Linked DNA regions of Homo sapiens: region 1 is linked to region 2. A link is an interaction called in ENCODE POLR2A ChIA-PET data of the cell type or tissue named here. Cell type or tissue: PC-9. All regions are shown on one strand.

What was found. ChIA-PET counts read pairs that join two places held together with the same protein. Peaks named below come from ENCODE experiments on the same cell type or tissue, not always from the same donor. Only the 100,000 strongest peaks of a DNase experiment are listed, where the experiment ranks them.
Region 1: POLR2A ChIA-PET joins it to region 2 with 6 read pairs; 3 of 35 experiments call an interaction of 5 or more read pairs at or near these places.

Annotation. Positions count from the first base shown.
Region 1 is chr2:42,424,591-42,428,590 of GRCh38, forward strand. It overlaps a transcript of KCNG3 not described here. Among named protein-coding and RNA genes, the nearest start is that of COX7A2L, 65 kb to the left of the region's middle. In PC-9, no CTCF peak of the experiment used is centred here; no DNase peak of the experiment used is centred here.
Region 2 is chr2:42,130,780-42,134,779 of GRCh38, forward strand. No RefSeq gene overlaps it. Among named protein-coding and RNA genes, the nearest start is that of EML4, 37 kb to the right of the region's middle. RefSeq lists enhancers at 1,928-2,901, 2,902-3,873. In PC-9, no CTCF peak of the experiment used is centred here; DNase peaks (open chromatin) are centred at 1,922 and 2,392; H3K4me3 peaks cover 1,302 bases; H3K27ac peaks cover 2,256 bases.

The DNA of each region.
Region 1 (4,000 bases), 290 kb after region 2:
ACAAAAACCTGATTAGTTCCAAAAATAAAATATAAAGAAGAACTCAAATGAGAAGCAAACCCTGTGGCTTAGAAACCATTGCTCTGATTAATAGCACATAAGTGTTACCTGACGAATGGGTTCCTGTCTTAAATGCAATTATCACAAATTTCTTGTGATTCCCCACTGTTTTTATGGTTTATGCCCAGCTCTCAAAGCAACAACTTTAATAGCAATAAATCAAAGGAAACCTCTTCTCGGGACATGGGCCGACTGCTTCACATCTCAGTCAGCAGAGACGCCAGAGGGAAATGCAGGACCCCGGCTCCACAGCTATCCAGGAAGGTATCTACTTCTCCGCCCTCAGAAGTCCTTGCATCCACCCCTGAAAGGGTGATTTTCACAGTTAAGTCCATCGACAGGGCCTGCTGCGACAATCAGGACAAGGGCCTCTGTCCTCAGGAAACCCCCTCCTGGCGCTGCGGGCCTGCTTCCTGGGGATGCAACCGCCATGCTGTTGGCGGGGCCACACAAGGTGCTTCCGGCAGGGTGGAAGCACCACCGGGTCAAGGGGTCTGGGGGCAGCTGCTCCACCGGTGGGCCACTGTCAACGCAAGAATATCAAATCAGCCAGCCCGGCCAGCATGGCAAAAACCCGACTCTACTAAAAAAAAAAAAAAAATTAGCGGGGCGTGGTGGCGCGCCTGTAGTCCAAGCTATTGGAGAGGCTGAGGCACGAGAATCGCTTGAACCCGGGAGACAGAGGCTGCAGTGAACTAAGGTCCCGCCACTGCACTCCAGCCTGGGCGACAGAGCAAGACTCCGTCTCAAAAAAAAAAAAAAAAAAAATCAAATCAGGAATTATTTCCTCCAGGAAGTGGGGATGCGGGGTGTAGAGTGTGGGCAGAAGAGAAATAGAGGGATGATGGGGAGTGGGAGGAGGATCATGTGGTCTTTTTACTAGGAGAACTGAAAGCGGCTGGCAGGCATCTTTGAAACAGAGAACATACTATAAACAAACAGCAGCATTTAGAAGGTATAATTTCCAAGATTTTTGATTCAACTCAACATGTACTACGTGCCTATAGGTACCCATCATCATGACCTGGAAACTTGCCTCGTGTTGATTAATGATATTCTTACCACGGAGAAGAAGAGTAATTAAAAGGGAGAAAAACAGAATATGAAAGCGGGTCAAAGATCAAATGACTGATTCAAGGCTACCTGACCAACAGAGACATTGTCACAGCCAGGAGACACCTTTGTGCTTCATTCACCAGTAGTTTATTGCAAAGTGAAGTTTTGGTTCAGAACAAAAGGGAAGTAAGTCCACTAAGAATGAACTACTGTACACAAATTGCTGAAGTTGACGCAATAGATAGTAGCATGTATTTAGTATCAGCTGTAGGTGGTTCTCAAAGTCAAAATTCATTAACTATTCAAATGTTCAAGCTGTAGAGACTTTTTTCAGATGTGCATACAACATACTTATAACAAAGTTAATTTTTATAAAATATTATTTCCTTAAGAACTGAAGATGCTAAAAAGCTCCAACCATAAATTAATCAAATATTTGATGCCCATTTAAAGATACTATTAAAGATCTGACAAATACTAAATAACACACCTGAATGAGGAAAGTTATGACCCAAATGACTGCATACTTTAATAATCCCATATTAAAATAGAAAATGTCACACAAATTGAGCTGATTTGAAATATTTTTATTAGAAAATAAAAGCTATGTCCATTTAAACCATCATTCCTAAAACGCCTACCAAACAACATAATTATTACCTTAAATCCCAAATGATAATACAATCTTTTCTATCCACATTATCTTCCCCATTGGTTGATACAGTACATCTGATCCTTCCATGACATATACAATGGCCATTAAGGATGACAGTTAACAGTAGTTATGTATATACAGTGAAAATAGTACAACTGACCACACACACAATTGAATACTCTCATTGAGGATAGGGTCAATAAAAATAATGGTTAAAACCAATACATAATTTTATCTGTTCAATCACTTGCTGTCTTTAGCAGTAAAAGTCAAACAACACACACATATTATTTTTTTCCATAAAGTCTTCACATGTTGAAAATACTTTTTAATCCAGGTGCAGATAATTAACAATGAAAAGACATTTCATCTTCTTTCTTACATCCAGGGACTTTATCAGACTTAAATTCACTAGGTGCATGGAAAGAACAGTAACTGAAAAGGCAATTTGACCATAAACTGTTTGCAAGACAGAAGTGTTCTATTTTAAGGCAAGTATCTTTATCACACACATACATAGCAATTTATCCACTGATGAATTTTATCAAATGACAGTATCAACCAAGAAAGTGAGGTATAACTTTACTCAATGTAAGTACAAATGTCAGAAAATGTAAAGACATTCTCAATGTACTTAATATATTTTACCCATAACTAGAGAACTCTTCTCAAAGTTCTTATATGCTCAGAAATACCCGAGATTCTCAATTCTAGAAAAAATAACTAGAAATTAAATACTCTAATATCTTTGCATAAGGCTCTCCATATATAAGGCTACCTTTGATATAAGGCTACTTCGATGTATTTTCTGAAAATAGCAAAAATGTGCACCAAAATTCAAGGTATTCTGAAACTAAAGAAAGAGGTCTTGGTCTTGCGAGGGATAGTGAGGTGGTTAGTTTATTGATCAAACTTAAGCTAAAAATCAAATTTAAAATGCACAAAATAAAAATGTTTCCTGACAGGGAGTGGTGGCTCATGCCTGTAATCCCAGCACTTTGGGAGGCTGAGGCAGGTGGATTTGCTTGAGCCCAGGAGTTTGAGACCACCCTGGGCAACATGGCAAAACCCCATCTCTATTAAAAAATGCAAAAATTAGCTGGGTGTCATGGCATGTGCCTGTAGTCCCAGCTACTTGGGAGGCTGAGGTGGGAGCATCACTTGAGCCCAGGAGGTTGAGGCTGCAGTGAGCCATTATCTCGCCACTGGACTCAAGCCTGGCATCAGAGTGAGACCCTGTCTCAAAAAAAAAAAAAAATTATTTCAACATAAAACTGAACTATCATTGTATAAAAATGGTTGAATGCATAAGATATTTTTTAGTGCAAAACAGACATACATTTATCTTTACATAAATAATTTAAATAGAATATAATCCATAACTTGGTATTCATAATATATTTTAAAAATCTACATTCTGTTACCTTTACAAAAGTAAATCTGTTCTTTACTTTCAAGTTAAAAACGGCCTAAAAGTTTATCTTTGGAGATTTCAAGTCAATGGCTTTCTAAAATGAAGGATAATACAAATCTAAGTCATAGGTCATTTGGTACATTAACATGTAAGCCATCAGTTTGGGGCCCTAAAAGCAAAAAATAATTAACTACTACAAAAAGTGGAAAATAATGTACTCCAGATTTATGCTCTAGTCCAAAGACTTATAGTGTCTATGTATTTTTAATTATTAAATAGTCTGATGCAATGACATTCAGTGCTAACTGAATTCATGTTCAAAATATTTTCCTTAAAATAGAAAGTATTCATCATCCCAAATATAAACTAATAACAAGGTAGATTTTTTTTTTTTTAAGTTTAGCCTGGGCATGTTGGCTCACATCTGTAATCCCAGCACTTTGGGAGGCCGAGGCAGGTGGATCATTTGAGGTCAGGACTTCGAGACCAGCCTGGCCAACATGGTGAAACCCCATCTCCATTAAAAATACAAAAATTAGCCAGACAATAGTGGTGCACGCCTATTATCCCAGCTACTCAGGAGGCTGAGGCAGGAGAATCCCCTGAGCCTGGGAGGCAGAGGTTGCGGTGAGCCAAGATTGTGCCACTGCACTCCAGTTGGGGTGAGAGAGACCCGGTCTCGGGAAAAAAAAAAAAAAAAAAAGAAAAGAAAAAGTTTGACAATTACTGCACTCATTTCCTCTACCAAACTCTCAGTGACATTAAGAGAAAAAAACTCTAATTATTTTCACCTAATAATTTAATCAAGCACTCTA
Region 2 (4,000 bases):
CCTGGCACTGGAAATGCTGCCCATCACTGTGCCTTTTTTTTTTTTTTTTTTTGAGACGGAGTTTCACTCTTGTTGCCCAGGCTGGAGTGCAATGGCACCATCTCGGCTCACCGCAACCTCTGCCTCCCAGGTTCTCCTGCCTCAGCCTCCCGAGTAGCTGGGATTATAGGCATGCACCACCACGCCTGGCTAATTTTGTATTTTTAATAGAGACGGGGTTTCTCCATGTTGGTCAGGCTGGTCTCAAACTCCCGACCTCAGGTGATCTGCCCGCCTCGCCTTCCAAAGTGCTGGGATTACAGGCGTGAGCCACTGGGCCCAGACCATCACTGTGCCTTTCTAAACAGAAGGCCTCCACTTGTGAGCATCACCCTGGCTATCCAGAGAACTGATAGAAGCTGAGTGGATGTGCTTTTTCGATACACTGAGCCACAGCAAATTCCTACCCAGGGCTTCCTCTCTACTAACAGTCCCTGCTAGAAGTGAATGAGAAACTCCCTTTTCCCCATCTATAGCAAGCCCTCTAGTGTCATGGGATTTTTCTTCTTTTAGTTACAGACAGGAATCCCCAAGTATAGGTACCTCCTTTTAATCATTTATAAACGATCCTCTCCTCCTCCTCTCTCATGGTCTTTTCCTAACAAAAAATGAGGACAATTCCAATTAAGCACAGGCACTTCAAGTGAATACTTTCGATTAAAACAAACTTTAACTCGGGCACAGAGGAATTTCAGAAGGAAGAATTGTTGCTGTAGACTCTGATTAAATTTGCCAAAAATAATAACGCTTGTGGTAGAGTAATTATTGTGATATAAAGAATAATACATTTCTTATATGCTGCCTAAGTACTAGGGACATGTGCTGAATATTTTACTTGTATTAGCTCATTTAATCCTCACCAATGAATTTAGGACTATTATTATTCACATTTTACATATGAAAAGATTGAGCTGTGAAGAGCTAAGAAAATTACTCCAAGATGACACTACTATTTAGTGGCAGAGCCAGGACTCAAACACAGGTTTGCCTGACAGCCAGACCCTAACCACCCTGCCATTCTGCTGTAGAATGCTTTTCCAGTTAGAAGCCTATCCAGGGTGGCACCTTCCATCTCTGTTTCCATTTTAAAGTGAAAATGCTGAAGGAGGAATGGAGGAAAAAAAGACAGGTTCATGACCAAAATTTGACCACTGTGAGAATTATGGATAGATAAGTAGAAACCTGAAAAGCCATGAACGACAACAACAAACTTTAAAAATCACATCGAATTGAGCAATGGTAAATGCAGAAATTTGGGATTTATGGTCGAAACTGGTGTAGGGACTGGTGGCAACATTTATTTGCAAAGCGTCAAGGACTGCCACCTCCATTTAGATGCCTTTACTACATGAAAGTCTAAAATACTCTAAAGAGAATCCCGGGAGAGGCTACAAGCCAAGAATCTTTGGCTTACAAAATAGTGGGGGCTGCTTCTTCCCAAGTTACCACGCACAGAAGCAAAACTTGGCAGTATCTGAAACAGAGGATTTTGATCCTGTTCCTACCATTGCTTCCAGAGAAGGAAGCAAAACAAACCACTGAGTTCTATCTACTCCGGCTCCTGAGCACCAAGACCCTGCTTGGAAGAGAATCTCACCTTGCCGTCTGCTCAGGAAAATCAGCCCCTCTAGAGGAAGCACCAAAAGACCTAAGTGCAGGGCTGGAGTTTCCTACCCCTTCTTATTTCCTGTGGAGTTCTGTTTCTTGAGGAAACTTTCCCCAAATAATCTAGCTGCCACTCTGACACCATTTTCATTGAGTAATTCATGGTGATGTCACGCCAACTAGGCACTAGGGGAAGCCCTGCTTTTATGGGTTGGCTCTTCATTTAGGAATTTTTATTTTTCTGACTTCCATCCCTTTTTCACTGGACTCCACTTTTTTTGAGGCAAGATGCCTGAGTGGTGAAGTGTTGCTTGCTTTTGAGAAAAGGAATTCCTTCTGGTTGAGAGGCAAATGGTTGAGTGAAGGCAAGATGCATGTCCTGTAATAGTACATCTTAATTGGAGAGCTGGCAAGAGAGGAAGGAGGTGTGGGCCTGCTGCGGGCTCTGTTATTCCTAATAGGGTTCATTGAGCTAAGCACGGAAGATGGGCTGGGGGCACTAGGACTAACAGCCACCCCCTGAAGACACAATCACGCATGCCTGGGGAGCTGACCACCTCCTTTTGACACCTGGACAGCCACATCTAACCCACATCCCCACGTTCCCGCCTTGCCTCTCAGCTGCTCTGTGCAGCAAGACAGCAAAGGCAAGTTTGGCAAAGCTCGCCTGTAAAAGCCTAATCCAAACAGCATGTCCGCTGAGCTCAGCGGGGTGACTCATGTGCAGTGATGTGTGAGGCCAGCGAGCAGAGATTAGGATCTGGCCCGCCCGCCAGCCTACCTTGCACTTCCTTTGATCAACTCTGATGGTTTTTAATTCTGCAGAAGCAGCTTCCTGCCAGCAGCAAGCAGCTCTCAGTGGCGGCTGGAGCTGCGTCTGTGCTGACCTACTTGTCAGTGGGGAGGGAGGCATGTGCTAATGGCACTGGGACATCCCGGGCTCACAGGCTACACGGAGCGAGAGGGCAGCCTCTTTTGCTGAGGTGCCCATGGTGACATCAGAAGCTTGCTCCTCAGCCAACACCAGCAAGGCCATGCGTGTGAGCAGCCTGGGCTCTGAACGTGCTGCTGGTATTGGTTAGAATCACGGGGTAATCAAGAAAAATGGGACTCTCCCTGGGGGACTCTTTTTGGGAAACTGGGGCATCTCTAAGGACGCCATCTGGCACAAAATGAAGCACTCTCTGGGTTCTTCAGAAGTACTCTTTTACATCTGTTTTGCTTGAAATGGAACACATTCGGAGTATATTACTTTTTTGAACCGCTCCTTCCCTGCTTGGTTGGAATGCGTTTGCCTCTTGATTCTTCCAAATCCCCTCGATTACCACTGCCAAGCAGAGCACCTGAAATCTGGTCTCCTGCTTTCTCATTCCCTCTCTTCCACGTCTCTCCTTTCTCTCTCTTTTCTCAGGAAGGATAGCAGTGATTCTAATCTTGGCTGCATGTTAGCACCACCCTGGGAAGGGGCTGTGGTTAAAAAAAATTCCCCAGTCCCAGGCTCTGCCCCAGATTAATTCAGAGTCCTGAGGGTAGGACCAGGCATTAGTACTGCTTAAAGCTCCTATTGTGGCCAGGCGCGGTGGCTCATGCCTGTAATCCTAGCACTTTGGGAGGCTGTGGCGGGCGGATTGCCTGATCTCAGGAGTTCGTGACCAGCCTGGGCAACACCGTGAAACCCCATCTCTACTAAAATGCAAAAAAATAGCCGGGCATGGCAGCACGCGCCTGTAGTCCCAGCTACTTGGGAGGCTGAGCCAGGAGAATCGCTTGAACCTGGGAGGCAGAAGTTGCAGTGAGCTGAGATTGCGCCATTGCACTCCAGCCTAGGCGACAGAGCGAGACTCCGTCTCCGAAAAAAAAAAAGAAAAGAAACGAAAAGAAAAAAGAAAAGCTCCCATTGTGCAGCCAAAGTTAGAAGTCATTGGGATCTTGGGGTTGTAGGCCATCAGCCAAAAGCCCTAACAATGGTTCTTATCTGTCCTCCCACCACCATTCAGAAGGGTCTAAGAAGTGATGTGTACTTTAACCACTTAAGGCAAAATATTATCTGGATGGGATAACTAGCCTACATATTAAGAAGAATTTCTTATTCCGATTAAAAGTATTTACCGGCTAGGTGCAGTGGCTCATGCCTATAATCCCAGAACTTTGGGAGGCCAAGGCAGGAGGACCGCTTGAGCCTAGGAATTCAAGACCAGCCTGGGCAACATAGTGAGACCCTTGTCTCTACAAAAAATAAAATAAAAAATTAGCCCAAGCATGGTGACGTGTGCCTGTGGTCTCAGCTACTCGGGAGGCTGAGGTGGGAGGATAGGATCGCTTGACTCTGGGAGGCGGAGGTTGCAGTGAGCCGAGA